Linked DNA regions of Homo sapiens: region 1 is linked to region 2. Evidence: chromatin loops called from intact Hi-C (ENCODE). Cell type or tissue: A673. All regions are shown on one strand. Each heading gives the region's core, and the rest is flanking DNA. Links, peaks and the distances in the headings are about the cores only.

Region 1 (9,567 bases), core at 1,936-5,935, 55 kb before region 2:
TTACATAATATGCATACAATTTTGTATACTGTTTATTTCAAAAGTTACAAAACCACTTTCCATATTTCCACATTGTTTTATAACTATAATATTTATGCCTACATACATTTTTACAACATGTGTTTTATTCATTTGCTTACTCTTGGTCAGTTAAGCTTTTCTCAATATATTTGATATTATGGAGAATGCTAAATGATTATTTCATGCGTATATCTTTTTCCTCTGCTGAGTAATATCCTTAGGTTATAATCGTAGGGATAGAAATATTGGGCAAGATTAAAGATATTTTATGGTTTTGAATATTATAAATTAAATATTGCCATACTCCATTCCAAATGATGATTTCACTTTAATATTTTAAAAAGTCCCTGATTCCAAGTTATTAGTAATGAAATGATACATTAGCTGAATTTTAATTTAAATTTATTTCATTGCGTATAAAGCTAAGCAAGTTTCCACGAGTCTCTTTATTGTGCCTGTCTCTTCATGAGTGGGCCTCCCGCTCATTCTCGTTATACTGAAGTCTTAATATTCACATGCAGATTTGAATGAGCTCTCTATAGGTTATAGGTTTATATTAGATAATATATAATTCGATTTTTTAAGGACCAAATTTATTTTAAGCTCCTACCTAGCTTTTCTTTTTTTTTTTTTTTTCATTTCATCATAAGGAACACATCACTCAAGATTAATCTTGAATTTTTGAATAGTGGCAATGGATGCTTTTTTCAGCTGCATTTTGGCACAGACATGGCATCATCTCTCTGAAACCACTGTCACTTACACCTCTGGGAACTGGAGATTGAATTACTGCTCTGCTTGGAGTTACCCGCAAAGACTGGCTTCAAAGATGAGGGTTTAAGTTTTATCCCATTCACAGCAGTGGCAGGCATGGAAGCAGAGCACAGTGAGTCATCCTCATCCCTTTGTGGGCACCCAGCTTAGCTGGTACTTCACATCTGACAGTGCTCAGCTTTTAGGTGAAGGAACATCAAGTGCTATGTTAGTTAATTACACCAAGCTTAGAATGTGACTCCTGTAGTATCTGGGAGGAGATGCACACACAACCTTTACTTCTTCACATTGGCTATTCACCAGCGTGCAATAAACCACAAAGATTTCCTTGGACTGAACCCTAAGAAGAACTAAAAGATCTCATGCTTCTTTCACTCATTTTAGCTAAGAATGTACCCTTTCACCTGTCTAGGTTTCATGATGAAAAGTGTTTTACAGATAACATCATAGCCCCTCATTCTCCCTCTCCCCACCCTCACACAGCTAGTGAGTCTTGCTCATTCAGGATTCACACATTTTGGATATATCCGCTTTTCTTTAGTTATATTGTTATCACTCATCTGGATTATTTTAATTCCTCAGTACAGCTCTCTGCTTCCGTTTTTCCTGACTTTTGCTTTTGATATTAGTGAGAACATTTTAAACTACAAGTACAGAAACTCAAACAATGCTAACAAAACAAAATTAAACCAACAGAACTTATCGAACCAAAGAATTGTAGTAAGAGAGTTGGCTGCAAATATAACTGGATACAGGGGATCAGATGATGCCATCAGGGTTCTCTTTCTCCATCCTCAGCTCTACTTTCTGACACTCTTGCTTATAATCTTAATCATACTGTTTTATAATTATGATTATATATCTTTTCTCTCCTAGATTTAAGGCAGAAATCATTTTGTCTACTTTCTCTGCCAAACACTGTACTGTAACTCCTAGCTAATGCCTGAACAAATACATGTTGATTAACTGAATGCATACATGAAATAAGATCCTAGATTTTTGTGTTAAAAGGTTATTGAAGGCCTGATGTTTCCAACCAAATGAATCTAGTTGCTCAAAAAGTAATTTGTGCTGAGGGACCTCATCTAATAATGTGGCTCAACAGGGTGGCAGAAACATGTTGGCACAGTAATTTATTTGCAATGCTGAAGACATTCTGCGGTTTGGAAGCATTTCCAGATAGTGGAGTGAAACATTATATAACAATCCAAGAGATTAAAGGCCTGAATAATGCAGTATATTAAAAGTATTTCCTTCTGGGACTTGAATCCCCTGGCTCCCAACCAGTACTCTGCATTTCTAACTACTTATATGTGAACAGTTGCTTTAAGCCTCACACATTTTAGATAAGCCAGGGCATAGTATGTGTTCATGAAATATATGTTTGAATAAATTTTAATTTCTTGTATGTTTCCATCTCATGAATATCCACAAAATGGTTATTAAAGAACAGAAGACAACCATTTTAGCAAGACTTGAACTATTATGATCAAGCACGCCCTGAAACTTTTTACTGTGTAGCCTCTTTCTCAGAGCAACTGTAGATTACTGCTTTCTTTTCTACTGACTCCCTCAAGTCCTTACCAAAGAAATGATTATTTTCACTAAGACCAGGGCACAAGAATCACAGAATTGTGGGAGACACTATTCACATATAAAACAATGTAGTCACATCAAATTCACTTGTGTTTACTAGGTTCTGATATCTGTAAGTCAAGCTAGAAGTAGAACTGTGGTGCAAACAGCAACACCGACCACAAAAATGCTCTTATGGGTACCACCACACCAAATATAAACAAGACTTCAGGTGTATACACAAGGAGTATGCCCTGTTGCAAAAGACCATACATAAGGGCCTTTTGTGTTGTAATGAGGTGCAAAGTTATGCAAATGCCATGGGAAAAGATAAAGGTGTAGATTTTCTTTTTGTGGGTTATATAACAGTGATATGAAAATTAGTTTATTATCTTTATCAGCAAATAATGCTGACTCACTGTGCAAGAAATGAAAGGTCAAACTCTAATATATAGATTAAATCCAAAGAAAAGTGCACTTTCCTCAGATGCAAGACATGGTCTTTGTCAAAAGATGCTGTATGAAGTCATATGCCCATTAGTGATTTTTATTTAATATATTAAAATATCATCATTAATATATTAAATTAATATTTAATATATTAAATTTATTTAATATATTAAATTATAAAGTAACATTCAGAACCCTATGAGATGCACCTAGTGGTGCCATCTATCAGAGATGTCACAGTTCAGGTGTGCTCTTTATTAACAGAATCATTCTTTTACATATACACACACATTAATAAATAATATATATTCTAGACAAGTAGGTTTATCTTACCCCAGGGTATTAGGGTATAAGGACTTAAGACTAGGAACTGCCTTAGAGATCATCTAGTTTCACTGTTTCATTTTTCAAGTTAGAGGAGTAATAAAGAAATATTCATTAGGTATTACAAACTACCTATAAAATACTGGATACCAATTATTTAGGCCAAGTGGGAGCCTGTTAATGATTTGCCAATGAATCCAGTCCCCCTGCAGTGATAATTTACCGTAATTATTGAGCAGTTTTCCAAAATGCCTTGTTTCTCATTTAGCGTTTTACATTTTCTATAGTGGTTTCATAATTTTCAGAAATGTGAGACAAATAGTTGGCAATTTAGTGGTGGTGGGGGCAGTGATAAAATTGTCTACAGGTATCCAAATAGACACAACACTTTAGGGCCCCACATTTCAGTGGTCCACTTTGAACTGTAGATTATTGTTTTCTTTTTTTTTTTTCTTTTTCACTTCACTGGAAAGATATTTTGTCCATTTTATTCTGCTTCGTATCCTGAGTTAATCTGAAAGAAGATTCTGATCTACATTTTTGGCTCTTTAACGAGTAGATTTCTTGATATAGTCTCAAGTGTTAGTTCTTTGATCTTCTACCGAAGCCTGCTACTCACAGAGGGAGTTATTGTGTATGCTGGGCTTTGGGGGAAAGTGTGCTTTGAATAACCCTACCTCTGTTCTATGTTACTGCTCAGATCTTTATCTCACGTCCCTTAGTATTTTGTAAACCCTTTTCAGCTGTTGCCAGCATTACTCGCTGATAGCTTAACTACATTAAGGGAGATGTGTTTATGAACAATGGAGAGTGTCTTTCATTCATCTTTGGGCTTTTCATGATAAACAACTGATTTTCTTAATAGTTAACCTAACATGTTTTGAAAAGACTTATAAAAAGACTATGCTGAAGGATTAAGGAAATGCTGACTCTCTCAAACAAAATCCAGAACCGCGAAAGATTTATCACTGGAAGCAGAGTTCCCCACGGGGACGTCCATTTTGAACGAAGCGACTCCAAACTTGTTCTCTCGAGTTTCCACTTTCCCATGGGTGCTGGTGGTAGGCGAGAAAGTTCTTTCTACATTTTATGTTATTTTTTTCCTAACTTTAGGCATTCCTTTCAGTACAACTAAGCCAGGCTAGATTTTCAGAGACTTTTATATACAAGGAACAAAAAGGAAATAAATGCGGAAAATACATGATGGACTTTCTTTTAGTGAAAGTTGTGTAGATCTCCTTCAGGGCCAGGAATTAGCCTTATTTCTCTAAATCTCTGACACTTAGGACAAATTTTGACACACAACAACTGTTTTATATATTGAATTAATGAATACTCCAGTGACTAAAATATGTGAGTAATTTGGATAACAGAGTACACATGGCTAGTGTGCAAGTAGGTTCTTTAAGTTTCTAAACCGCTGCCCCAAAAGACTGGACTAATTTTTAACCCCCTTGCTTTGCTTTCTTGTTTCCTAGATCTGGCCTCTGGAGAAATGGAGATCACCATCTTAAAACCCTCGCCCTTCAGTTGCCTCCTGGACAAGCAGGCAAAGCCATAGTGAGGAGAGGCGGATCCTATTCTGCTGCTCAAGGAGGCTCCAGGCTGTTGAACAGACAGATGACACCCAGAACGTCTCCATCTCCACCAACCCATGCCCTATGGTGCAGGCAGAATAGTCTTTCAAAATACCGAAAGGATCACTCCATTCCTTTGCTTAAAACTCTTCAAAAATTTACTCTTACTTGTAGGCTAAAGCATAAAATTCTTGACAAGGCTTACAACTATTTTTTAAATGGCATAAATATATATATATATATATATATTTTTTAATATGGCTTAAACAGTATTTTTCAACTGACAAATCAGAAAATCAGTCAAATTAATTGTCAAACTAAAATGTAATATCAATTCAGTAAGTTGAGACCAGCATTTACAAAAATAAAATGCAGTGGAATATGTTAGTGTGTACTGCATGTAGAAGGAGTCAGTATTATTCATGAACTTTAAAAAAAATGACGCTTATGTGACCATATGTAATATAAGTATATCCTATATAAAATATGACATACAAATATCATATCACATTGTACATTACCTCAATATTTGCTGGAAATGATGAAAGTTCCTGAATGTACTATTTCTGAGAAATATCTGTGTCATGGGGATAGGGAACCTAAGCAGATTTTTGAAAGTGAGGCAGCATGACTCATTCAAAGGAACACAGTTCTAAGGAGGAATCTAGGCTTCGTTATCAGCAGGACATCTGCCCAGATATCTTTTCAAATCTGGCCATCATAGCCAAAGTTGGACAATGATCCGTTGGGTCCACAAATCTTACAGTGAGAGCACTCAATGCAGAGAATTCTTATCGGGATTAAAGTTTCTTAGGAGTAGTCCCAAGTTCGGAATCTCAAACTCTCTTCAATTCTTTACCCCCACCTGCTTCATGATGATGGCATAGAGGACATACCTTTGTAAATCATCTTCCTAGGCTCCTCTGTGGTATTTGAAAAATCTACAGTTTGCTCTATGTTTTAGGAGACTGTGAAACATAAACTATTTTTCGTAAGCCTATTGTAAATCAAGCCAGTCTGTTAAAAAAATGCTTTGAAAGAAAAAAATAAATCTAATTTAGATGTCTTCTGTGGTTACAAAATGGCTTAACAGACAACTTTTGATGAATACATCACAGGAGTTACCAGAAATCAGATAATGTGCCTGGAAATGTTAGTCAATTATTAAGAATTATCCTCAAAACTGTTCCAAAAGAGTTTATTTGATTTTATGTACCTACTAAGGAATACAACGCTATGTATAAAGTTTGCCTGCATTCATGAAATTTAAGCTAAATACTGGCAATGGGAAGCAAAAAGCGGAATAACTAACTAAAATATCCCCCGTAGAGACCAATCATTGAGATAAGTATAAAAATAGGTGCCAAAATACAAAGATCATCCTTTTAAATGATTTTTCACAATCTATTAACAGCTCCAATTTGGAAAATTCTCACAAAAAAATTAAAATACTGGATCAAGTGGAAAGGATCCTGATTCCAGTCAAGAGTCAGTGTCTCAGTTCCAGCCATCTGAAAGTCAACAATGTAGGCCTGGACAAAGAGAAGTGCCAGGCTCTGAAGACCTCTGTGTTCCTAACTGGAACACAGTGCTTTAGAGCAGATGGGCCTGCCTTTCAAGCTCTGTGCTACATGATTCCATGTGCACATTCTCTCAGGCTGCTCATTAAGGTACTTATTTGCCATGGAAGATAATAATCTGATTCAAATTATGTATCTAGACAGAACAAATTCAACAATAACATGAAGTTTTCCTACCTTAAAATTAAACTATTTTGCATGTAAATATTTAAGGAACAGCTGACTTAAGTTTTCTCTATTAAATATAATATAAATAGAAAAAATATCCTCATCCCCACATCAGGCTGCAGATAAAGTTGTTAATCATCAACTTGCACTGTTAAAAGCAATTGCGGTTGAACAGCTTTCAGCTTTCCCTGCAGCAATCTGTTTCAAGTCAAGATTCAGATAGCCTCTTGATTTTTACATGTTGGACATGTGGGCAGTAAATCTATAGATAAATATTTTTGCAGTTAGGCATCACACTGATGACACTGCATTTTGAGAGAAGTGGAGAGGAGAACTGACTACATAAATGTAGTTACATCATAACAAGAAATAATTGTTTAATGGTGAAAACTTTTGCCTATATATCATTTAAAAAGGCCATATCCAAAGTGCTAAGTCATTCTATTACAACCGGGGTTAAATTAGTTTGATGGTAAAGTTCATAGATAAGAGAAAAGTTACTCTTTAAACCATCCCCTCACCCGCCTGAATGCTTGGTGATAGGATGTCATCGTTAATGATTTGAGTTCCCTAAAGAAAGCTCTGTAGCCTTTGGAGAAAGCTAACGATGTGTAATAGAAATTTACTAGAAGGATTCATGGTTTTTCTACACTTATACTAGACTGTATAGTACAAGAGGAAATTATTTTAGATAATACTTCATCTGATATTTATTGAGCATCTGAAACATTCCTGGCATTGTGCTTTACATATAAGGGAAAGAAAATGTTGAATAGATTCCTAAATATTCTGCCAATCTTGGCCCTTCTAATGTTTTCTCCACAGAGGCAGACCATTCCTTGTGAAACACAAATCTAGTCGTCATGTCACTGCTAATGCACAAGCCTGTTCAGTGGCTCCCTGTTGTACTCTAGCTGATAAAATTCAAACTCCTTAGTGTGCCATGTTAAATTTCCTTCATGTTGTAGTCCTAGCTTACCACCTCTAACAGCCTCACCTCTCTACTTCCTTGCCCATAAATTGAGCTTCCTCATGTTACTTTACCACCCTGAATAGAACTCCCTCTTTGGCTTATGGGAATTAGAATATGATATTTTCTCTATCTCTATCTTTTCCTCTCTCTCTCTCTTTTTTTCTTCTTGGCCATCTTTCCTCTCTCTCTCTCTTCATTTGGTTAATTACTATTTCAGGTCTCAACCATGATACCTTATTCTAGGAAACCCTTCCCTGGCCCCTTAGGAGTGGGGTCAGTGTCCTTCCTTCATGTGATCTAATAGATGCTTGATCCAAAGCATCTAACGACTTCCAGTCATGGAACTTATCAGACTATGGTGTCTATGAATCTGTCATATGCACTCAGCTATTACAGGACTGTGTCTTGCTAGCACTGTATCCCCAGAAACTAATATAGCACATGACTTAAAGTAAGTCTGTTCAATACATAATTATCAAATATAAGAGTAACACATATCATGGTCCTGGGGGAGATGCAGGAAAACATTTTCTTTGTGTACCAGGTTCATAACAGATTTTTACAAAAATTGTTCTGAAGATGAAGTACACTAAATTGTTAATCACCATGATTCCAAAGCCTAAGGTTTGTTCCAAGAGAGCTGTGGGCAGCAAAATATGGAATTATTTAGAGACTCTCTGTCAGTAACATTGGAATTGTGAGGAGATTGTTTAATATAACTACGTAGAGTAAGTGCCTGGGAGGAGCATGCCTATAAAAAGTAACTGTGCTTCCATTTTTAGGCATCTTTGTTCAGCACGGTGCCAGGTACATGCCGTCTCCTGCTTGGCAGCCCAGCATAGAGTTACACCCTCTGCATTGCATTTAATTCCCTTTATAATTTACATAATCCTTCTGCCTGTGCCTATCATTTTACAGAGCAAAAGGAATCCCATCATGAGTACACTAAGCCATATACTTGGCTGCATCACACAGATGTTTCACCTGGACTATGTCTGGCAGTGCAAGACCCCAAGTGATGATAATTTCATTGTACTTAACACAATGTCTCCCTAGAGACAGTGGGAGCCAGGGGAGGGGATACCTGAGGTATAGAGAAATCAAGCCTGCTAAGCATAATCACCCTTGATAACTTGTCTCCTTTCAACAACTTGTGCTTTTAGACATGCATTCTCATTTAGGGTATTTAAAACTTACCTATTTCAATAAAATGGTTCCAGTGTCAGCCCCCTTTGAAAACTTTATACTCATGCCAAACTATCACTGTGATCACTTGTGAAATACTGGCTTTGAGAGGAAAGATGGTTCAATTTTTTTTTTTCTGAAATGATGGTGCTTATTAGATCTCTACATATTTTTAAAGATAAGACAGGCCACCATGTTAACTTTAAAAAAAATGTATCAATGAAAAGACATAGAAATTACCAGAAGTAAGCAGAAAGAAGTAGCGCTCTGAGTAAAGGGATACACAGTAAATCTTGGCTGCAAACAATAAAACAATTATGATGGTGTTCATAGTACGTTTATGTTTGCACAAATTTACAGGCTAATAAAAACAGAGCACTAATGCATTCAAATATCTGAAAGTGCCAAAAGAACTGAGTGCCATTTCACAGGTGTACTTTAGATACATTTTTTGATAACAAGATGAAGGGAAGTAAGAATGGTATTTGAGTACATCAGTGTGGTTTAGTTCACCAATGTCCTACAAGAGACATTTTACTTCTCAAACAGAAGCGCTAAAGCTAACTTCACAAAGAATTTGTTGATCACTCTTTGGCATTCAGATATACCCATTTGTAGGATCCTACAATCAGAGGGCCAATAATTTCTATATAATCCTTAAAGGCAAAAAATATTTAATGAAAATTATTCATTCCTCATATTCTCATTTTTTGCATTATTAAAATATGACTATGCTGTCATTAATTTCTTCAAGTTAATAAAGTCCTGGAGAAGTTCTGTTTCAAGTATTACCCAAATACCCTTTAATACAGGTGTAAGAGGAGCTTGATGATCACACAAATGTAGGGTCTTGGGTGATTAGAGCTAAGCTGAGTCTAGGCACATGCATTCTAGGCTGATTCTACCTTTGACTATAGGACTTTGGGCAATTCTGTTTTGC
Region 2 (9,567 bases), core at 3,038-7,037:
GGCCTAATACAGGGCCCCAAAGATGAGAGCTAGTTAAAAAGAGGGCTGAAGAGAGACTAACTAAAGTTAGGTCAGAGAGAGTCTAGTCAATTATATGTAATTCAATGTTTTAGTTTTTGAGGAACCACCATACTGTTTTCCACAGCAGCTGCATTGTTTTACGTCCCATCAGGAATGAACAAAAGTTCCAGTTTCTCCGTGTCCTTGCCAACATCATTTATTTCCTGTCTTGTTTTTCTTTTGCTTTGATTTTTAATAGCAATCTTAATGGGTATGAAGCAATATCTCATTGTTGCAATTTTGATTTGCGTTTCCCTGATGATTAGTGTTGTTGAGCATTTCTTTCCATGGGCCTATTAACGATTTGTATACCTTCTTTGAAGAAATGCTTATTCGGTCTTCATCTGTTTTTAAACCAAGTTTTTATTGTTATTGTTGAGTTGTTAGGAGTTCTTTTTATATTCTGGATGTGAATTTCTTATCAGATATATTATTTGCAAATATTTTCTCCCATTATGTGGGTTGCCTTTTTACTCTGTTGAGAGTGTCCTTTAATACAAAAAAGTTTGTGAATATTGGCAAAGGAGAAATTGGTCTATTTTTTTTTTCTTTGTTCCCTGTGCTGTTGGTGTCACATCCAAAAATTCATTGCTAAACCCACTGTCATGAAAATTTTCACCTATGTTTTCTTATAGAAGTTTTATCGTTTTAGCTGTTATGTTTAAGTTTTAATTTTTGTACATGGTGTAAGGGTCCAAATTTATTCTTTTGTATGTGGATAGCCAGTTTTCTCAGCACCATTTTCTAAAAAGACTGTCTTTTCCCCATTGAATAATCTTGGCATTCTTGTCAAAAATCATTTGATAATATATGTGAGAGTTTATTTCAAGACTCTGTCTTCTATTCCATTGGTCTACACATTCTTTATGCCAGTACCACACTGTTTTGACTAGTGTAGGTTTGTGTACTTTTTGAAAAGAGGAAGTGTGAGACTTCGAACTTTGTGCTTCTGTTTCAAGTGTTTTAGCTCTTCAGGGTCCCTTGTGATTTCACATGAATTTCAGGATGGATTTTTCTATTTCTGCAAAAACACCATTGGGATTTTGATCCATGAACATGAGATGTCTTGCCATTTATTTGTTTCTTATTTAATTTCTTTTAGCAATGTTTTACAGTTCTCGATGTGAAAGTTCTTCACCTGCTTAGTTATGTTTATTCCTAAGCATTTTCTTCTTTCCAATGCTATTGTAAAATAGAATAGAATTGTTCTCTTTGCTATGGTCCTATGTATTAGATACAGAGCATATGAAGCTAATAAACCGCATCACAAACCAACACATGTGATTATGATTTACTTGACAAGCCTGAACACACATACATGAAAAATTAAAGAGGAATTTATTAGTACTGCCTTCACTTCTTAAAAATCACGTCATGCATGTTGTTTATTATTTAAAATGTAAATGAACATTCAGTGAACTCCCTTTTGTTATTGTTTTCGTCTTCACTTTCGATGTGTGCAATGTTCATTGGTAATTTTTCACATTACTAATGTGAAATTTACCAAAATAAAAAATATTTATAAAAATTATATTATAAAAAATAAAAAATGGTTGAAAGAAAATGTTTGTGGTTTGTAGAAATTGAGACAGAGTAAAAAGTTTAGCACAGTAGAGCATATGCCACGAATCAAGTGTTGTTTATCTGAAGGCAAACTTATTTGTGTGATTTCTGCAATGGAAAAATTGGAGTCGCCAAGGAATGAACTAGGGGGTGTTAAATTAAAATTTATATTTCGTCATAGATAAGTGACATAAAAGAACTCTTGAGCTGAATCCTTATAACTTAAAAAGTAAAAATTTGGTAATATTTTATATTTTTAAGAAAAGTGGCTGGGTGTGGTTGCTCACGCCTGTAATCCCAGCACTTTGGGTGTCCAAGGCAGATGGATCACTTGAGGTCAGGAGTTCGAGACCAGCCTGGGCAACATGGTAAAATGCCATCTCTATTAAAATTAGCTGGGCGTGGTGGTACACACCTGTAGTCCCAACTACTTGGGAGGCTGAAGCAGGAGAATTGCTTGAGCCCAGGAGGTGGAGGTTGCAATGAGCTGAGGTTGTGCCACTGCAGTCCAGCCTGGGCAAAAGAGCGAGACACCATCTCAAAAAAAAAAAAAGAGAAGAAAAATGAGAATTTCCTGTGTTGTAGAATAAGAATACTTTTTTTCCTTACATGAATTATCTATTTCAAATGAGTACATCGATAAAACTTATCATGTGATTTTCAATATTACGTTTCCCAATATAGCAGCAGCAACAATATTAATAAAAATAGCAATCATAACTTCATTAATTGAGACCCTCTTATAAGTCAACATTTGACATATACTTTTCTAGTCATCACAGCAAACTGCAAATGAGAAAAATGAAGAGATTCACAAAAGATAGATGAGTTTCCCAAAGACAATCGGCTAGGACCATGCTATCTTTCCTCTTCTATATACTTTGGCATTAGTAATCCCCTATTTCCTTTTGATACCACCATGTCTATCATACAAGCATGACAAGACAGGCTTGTTGGTCCCATTTGTATTTTCCCATTGGTTTGAAAGCTAGTGTACAGGGACCACACTTTCCTCTTATTATAGAGGCTGGTCATGTCAGAATCCATTGTGTGTCAGTAGCATTTCCTGGGAATCTATGTGTGTCAGTATCATTTCCTGGGAAGGTTTGCATACTACTGACTTTGTATCTTCAAATAATGTTAAGAGTTTTAGCACTGAACTATGAGAACTACACAAGCAATATTACAATAAGGAAAAATAAGTGAACCGTTGTAAGGACAGAAATGGACATACTGATAAAAACTTTGATTTATAGAAGCATGACTTAAAAATCAAAGTAGATCAACATTTTATTAACAGAATAATATATGCTCACTGTAAAAAAAAATCAACACAAGCAAAGTATGAAGAGAAGGTAAATATCTTCCCAAATCTCTTCATGAACACACGAGAACATGCCTCCAGATATCATCTCTTTACAGATATATGTGTATGTGTTTGGGTGCATGTATAATTTTATATAGATAATTCCTTCCTACGCATGTGGTGTGGTGTCTACTTTTTTACTCAGCAAAGTGGCAGGGACATCTTCATGGTTATAAATATTGAGATAGTGCTATCATTTTTAATGGATGCAAAGTGTTCTTTATGTAAAATGCTATATTGAAAGAAACATAGGTGGTTTTGAAATTTCACTGTCATAATCAATGCCACGAGTAGCTTTTGTGTGCATGCATTTTAATTCCCTTGGCTAATGATCTCTTCAAGATAAATTCCAAGATGTTGGATATTTGGGTCCAAGGGTAGAAGCATGATGTTACAGTATAAACCTGTAAGCTACTCAGTTAGAAAAGTAGAAACATGTTGTTTAGCTACTTGTATAGATTTGCCAACCTGTATATACAAATACCTGTAACATGTAAGGAAGAAGTCCATTTTTATTTTTCTATAAGATATTACTGAATAATTATTGAGTTTTTCTGAACAGAATAATGTTCTCTCAAGGCTTTGTGATCCTGTTTCGTTATTGACATTGTTGTCTAACACAGGCACGAAGTATAACAGGCACAATTACTACCTGTTCTCAGAAGTTCCTGATAGAAGTCATAGTAATCCACCAACAAACTGTAAATTCCATTCTTCCTCAATTCAGACATATCAGACACCAACAGAATGGCAGGCCAAAAAAGTTATTCATGGACTCATTAGTTCCTGATCCCAGATGTAGACAGCCAGATTACTTCCAGAGGAGGTTTTTGTTGACAAACATTCTTGGCACATTCTTCCAAAAAGGTATCATTCTGAGGAATCTAGCCTGAACACCAAAACAGTAGCATAAAACTCATATTTTATTGCTTTCTTTTCCTATATTTCAGCCCCCAAATAGTTATCATGAGGCTTAGCTTTCATCATTCCACATCCTAATTAAAAAATGGTTGGATCGCAGCAGAGGCAAAGAAACAAAGGCAGCTAATATCTGCCATACTTCATTCACGTATGATTACCTTTAAGTTCTTGCATCAAACTCTATTTCAGTTATCAGAATTGCAGCAAATGGGTTTTTTTCTGTATGCATAACGAGCAAGAGGGATTAAAGCTGCTTTTCTAAAAGGAGCCAATACGGGTGGTCTATATTTGAGACTTTATGAGTATCTCCTACTCACTGTCAAGAACACTGCTGTGTGTATATGTGGGAGGTATTTATGTGTGTTGTGATAGAGGAGTGGACTTGGACATATGTGCATGTGATCAGGATGGAGGGGCAATGTTAATAAGTAATGCAAGTCTTCTGTATACAGAAATTTGATACATTCAGATACAGACATTTGTGTCTGTAGAGTTGTGGCTTTTATGATTGCCATTTTGATAAGACAAAAGGAGAAATATTAAAGTTTCTATTTTGTGGGGAGAGGTAGTGGCAAGTCTTCCTAACAGCATCTTCTCTAGAAAATCTTTCTTCCTATTTTAAATGCAAGATGTATAAAATCCTTCTAGTATCGTGAGAGTCCAGACTTCCATAGCAGAGCTGACTGCAGGGGGCAGTCAGTTTACAAATATGCCAAATATCATTATATGGGCAGCATTGCCCAAAAGAATATATTTAGTTTGGCACAAATGCCTAGAGAGCTGTTTTTATTGGGTTTTCTGGAAATATATCCAGAATGGAAATTTTTGTGTCAAAATTTCATTGAGAACTCTCAAAAGATACACTTTCGAGGAAATAGAGAAAGACAATTTGGGCAGAAGGTGAACACAATCCACAAGGTATATGTGGGTGCAACCAAAGTCTTAATCCATTTTCTAAGGAGCTGTGGAGCTGGAATGAGGCTTCACAGCTTCCTTGGACTGAATCAAAACATCAGGGCCTTGTGTCTCTACATTCATCATTGCTGACTGTAGGCCACCCGGAAAGAAGGAACATCTTGAGGGAGGGAGTGTTCTAAAACCAAGAGCAAAATTTCCTGAGATGCAGTTAAGAACCATCAGCAGCAGAAATTCCCAACAGCTGCCTGGATATATATGTTGACCCTGAAGAGAAGATCTCGGCAAGACACCACAGTATCCACTCCAACAGCCAAGGAAGGAAAAAGGGAGAAAGCAGGGCTAGGTTTCATAGAATCAAGTGTGTCTCGAAGACTGGTGTTTTCAAGTTGACAATGTAGAGTGTAAGGACATCCTAGGCAAAGGGAACATTGAACACTACAGCATAAGGACTGGTAAAACTTAAAAATGTGGACAAAATTCTAGACCCGTACTGACTAAGAGGAAGGAGAGAGAATCAAAGCAGATAGTACAAGATGAAAGTGACCCAATAGCAAAAGATGACACTGGAAAGGCAGGTAAGAGTCAGTCACAGATGATAATGAATGAAATTCAAAGCACTGTGCTTGCTAGAGGAAGTGAATAAGCAATGTGATCAGATTTGTTCATTTGAAAACTGATTAGACCAGCAGAATGGAGTATGACTGGGGAGAGACTAGCAGCAAACCCACTAGATCTGAAGCACGGCAGGCATGTTAGTTACTCCCAATATCCAGCCTACCTGCCTTCCTTACTAATTGCCCTTTCTTTTCTTTGCAGTGGCAGTATTGCAAGCCAAATACTTTATCATCCTATCTGACATGATAAAACTTAAGCAGAAGTCTACTGGTGGTTTTGGGGAAAGCTCAAGTGTCTTAAGTGATAGAATGATACAGATGGGGCTGACATGGACTTTTCTCCCTTCTTTTGTTTGGAACACAGATAATGATGGCTAGAACTGCAGCAGCCATATGGCAGCCAAAGGGAAAGGCCTAAAGAGTGGCAGAGATATCACCCCAAGTGTCATGAAGGTACTGAACCAAAGGAAGCAGTCACCCACATGTAGGCATTTTGTCATGTAAGAAAGATAAATTCTATTCATTTAAGCCATTTGTTCTTACTGGCTGCTGAATGTAATATACAAAGCTATTAAAATAGTCCAGAAAATATTTGATGGGGACCAGATCTAGGTAACAACAATTGGGAATAGAAATGCCAGGACAATGAGAAACATGTAGATGGCTGAATCCACAAGACCAAGTCACTAGCTGTGGGCTACAAGGGAGACTGAAGACTCAGGAATCACTGAGATTCTGATTTAAGAATATTTTTTTTCCATGTTCACCTCCTGCCATCTTTTATCTCACCTTATTTCTTAACCATATTTAGTTCTTTTGAACCTCTCTTCCTTTTAAAATGTTCTTCTCTGCTAGATTGCTTCATTCCAACTTCACCTAGTAAGCTCCCCTTTATACTTTAAATTTACTTCAAATATCACCTCCTCCTTAAAGTACCGCCCACTTAATCCCTAAAAGTACAATATTCCTCTTCTGTGGACAAAAACTACTATTTTTGAATGATTATCATGTGCCAGTTATTAAGTGCTTTACAGAGATCAAGTAATTTTTATTCTTTTAACTACTCTCTGAGGCAGGTACTGCTAGATGTATCTTATATGACAGTTTCTTATAGGAGGTCACATCAGTAAGGATGGTTATTGTTTACAGTAGAAGCTTCAGGTTTCAGCTGAAGAATTCTCCACTAGAAGGTGGCACAATCAAAGGCAAAGGGCACAGATATTAAAATATTTGGTTTTAAATCTTTTTTTCCGCCACTTACACACTGTTAGCCTGAACAGATTTTGTAACTTCCCTGGGCCTCAGAATTCATCATATGTAAAACAGAGAAAAAAATAGCAATCCTTCAAAGGTTGGCTACGAGAAATAACTGAAATACAAATGACTTTAAAATGCCTAATGCTTGTAAGCACACAATAAACATTAGCTGTAACGATTATTATCGTGGTATGGATTTTCCTCTTAACCAATGGGAATGCAAGGCAATTTTCATTACCCTCTCCTATGAACCCTTTTAAATAACACACTATTAGTCAGCTATTCTCAATGTCTATAATATGGGTACTTGCATAAATAATTTGATAGAGCTACCTAATGTTTATACATTAATCCAATGTGCGGTTAATTACATTAGAGGAGAGACTTCATGAAAAAACATTAGGAGTAAAACTTTTTTTTTTTTAGCAGTAGCTAAGTATGACATGATTAAATGTCAATTAGCATAACGTCTGCCAGTGGGTCAGAAAATTCCTGTGGTTTGTCGGCTCTTGTCAGATTTTTTTGGTTGTGTGACTTTTGAAGTCTAGCTATTTAGAAACCCATGATATTTTTTTGAACCTGACACCAAGTAACACAGTAGGTCATGGCCTGAAAGTTACCATGGAGGGAACATATTAGGTTGAGCACTCCCCTTGGGGGCTGGCTTTCTCCCCTCTGTGAGAAAGTACTGACTACCATTGATTATTCTTGGGCACTCTTATTAAATCTGACCTTGAAACTCAGAATATTTAGGAAGCCAAAAACTTCAATGCTAAAAACAAACAAACAAAAAAGTCTATTATGTAATAATTTGCAGACACCCTGACAAGAAGGTGGTCCAAAACCACAGGTCATTTACCCAGTTACACAGAAAACCTTGCATTATGTAGAAAAACTGGCATTTATCCAGATTGGGCAAAAATGCCTTGGCGCAGATGGGAATATTTACTCAAACCAAAGCTACCAATATTGCACTCAGAAGTTAACTGTTCTAGTTGTGGAAATGCAGGTCTGTCTGGTTGGTGAAGACTCCTGATGAATCTACCAAACTCATCTGAGAAAGTGGACCTATGTTCCCTTTATTTTGTGTTTCATCGATCCTCCTGCCCCTGAACTTGCTGACCACTCAGAGAGCTGCACACATTTTCCTGGTGCCAAAGTCCAGTTTGGAGAAAAGGAATTCAAAATTCACATCACAGCAACGTCTCTGTATCGCTCCTCCCTGTTTCTCCTTCCCTGCTCCTTGTTATACATCTTTGTATCCTACCTTCGTTTGTTACCAGCAATTTTAAAATGATTTCATCTTTCCATCTCCCTTCTTCTGTCTTGCTTTCTTCAAAGATCAATTTCCATCCTACTCCCTCTTACAGAAGCCTTTGCTCCAAATGCCTTCCCTCTGACTCCACTCACAGTGAAATCTCCGAGCTTCCCAGACCCGATCCTGGCCACAAAAGCCTCTCTACCCCTCTTTCCTGCTCCCAGTGCCCTTGATCAGGCTCCAAACTCCTTCCCACACAGGTCAAAGGTCCACCCCTCCTCCCCTGTCTTCTAGGAAGGGGTGTTCTCACCAGGCCTTTCCCTCCAGGCAAAATTCTGCCCCTGCCTGCTGCTGCTGCTATGGAAGAGACTGTTTGTGTTTCTTAGGACACACACAGCTTTGCCAAAATCCTTCTCTGTCTTTTGGTTCCTGCACCAGATTCCTCACACTGACCCACAAGATTTCTGGGCACAGGTGAGCCTTCCAAGCTGTAACTGGACTGAGTGGGTTTGCTGAGACTGTTGGATGATTATCCTGTCAAGTAGTTTTCCCCTAAAAAAGTCCTCAACTGGAAATGCCCCATAGTCACATTGAAAAGCTTTTGAAAAATGCATCCATCTCTAGAGATTTTGATGTAATTGGTCCATGTGGATACTGCTATTGTTTAACACCTCCTGAGGGAAGTCTAATGTGTGTGTCTAGACTTCAGATCACTACAGAAACCTTCAACCTATGTATGTCTTTCTCACCAGGCTTTTAAAAAAATTGCTTAAAATTCTCTTTGAATCCTTGGTGGTATAGCAGCCCACCCTTAGGGAGCCTCACATCCCCTGTCCTCTGCCTGAGTTTATCCTCAAAACACCAGGAACAGAATGTGCTTCAGTGCTTTCCAAGAATGTTGCTGAGAAAGTTGGCAAAGCATCTGAGCCTGGTAAATCGCCAAAAAGAATTTAGTAAAAGAAATGAGAAGAGCCCAGGCTGAGGAAAAAAATAAAATACAATCCAGGGTGATCACACAGTTACTTACATTTGTTGATGAACTGCTAACTGTTCCAGAGACTCTGGAAAAATAGTATTGTTGGGCAGTTAACAATGTACATCACACTTGGCTTCTGCCCTTTTTTTCCTTTTAGCTTTCATTATTGAAGTCTGGAGCTGGCCTTAGACATCTTCTACTCTGACGTGACCATTTTACAGATGAGGAAACTGAGGCCAACAGAGATTGTAATTTAACAGAAATTCCAGGGCTAAATAGAGGACAAGAGAGGCTGGAAACACAGTCATCTTTCTGAGTCCAGTGCTTTTCCAGCCACACATACCTCCCACCTACTCACTACTCAGCTTTGGAAATGCAACTGATTATTGTCAATGTAGAAACTGGCAGTTTTTTGTGTATGCTCAAGAGAAATTGAATTTTCTCCTGGGCAAGCACTAGATGTAAATAAGTGGTAATTTGTTATTAAGCTCAAAGTGGGAAATAAATGGGAAAAAATGACTTTATCTCTCCAAGTCTCCCCATAGGAGGATGATTTATTACCTCCCAGAGATGTGAGTTTTGAAAGACAGTGCAGACTTTGTTTACTGCTATATCTGCCACATGGTAAGATTGC

The links. A loop is a pair of places that touch in the nucleus more often than their neighbours do. Peaks named below come from ENCODE experiments on the same cell type or tissue, not always from the same donor. Only the 100,000 strongest peaks of a DNase experiment are listed, where the experiment ranks them.
Region 1: it touches region 2 in a loop (4-fold over the local background); 8 of 110 quality-filtered maps call a loop at or near these places.

Annotation. Positions count from the first base shown.
Region 1 is chr9:72,976,948-72,986,514 of GRCh38, forward strand. No RefSeq gene overlaps it. Among named protein-coding and RNA genes, the nearest start is that of ALDH1A1, 29 kb to the left of the region's middle. In A673, for the core only: no CTCF peak of the experiment used is centred there; DNase peaks (open chromatin) are centred at 1,964 and 3,964; H3K27ac peaks cover 1,443 bases.
Region 2 is chr9:73,030,575-73,040,141 of GRCh38, forward strand. No RefSeq gene overlaps it. Among named protein-coding and RNA genes, the nearest start is that of ALDH1A1, 82 kb to the left of the region's middle. In A673, for the core only: a CTCF peak has its summit at 4,596 (motif pointing right); no DNase peak of the experiment used is centred there.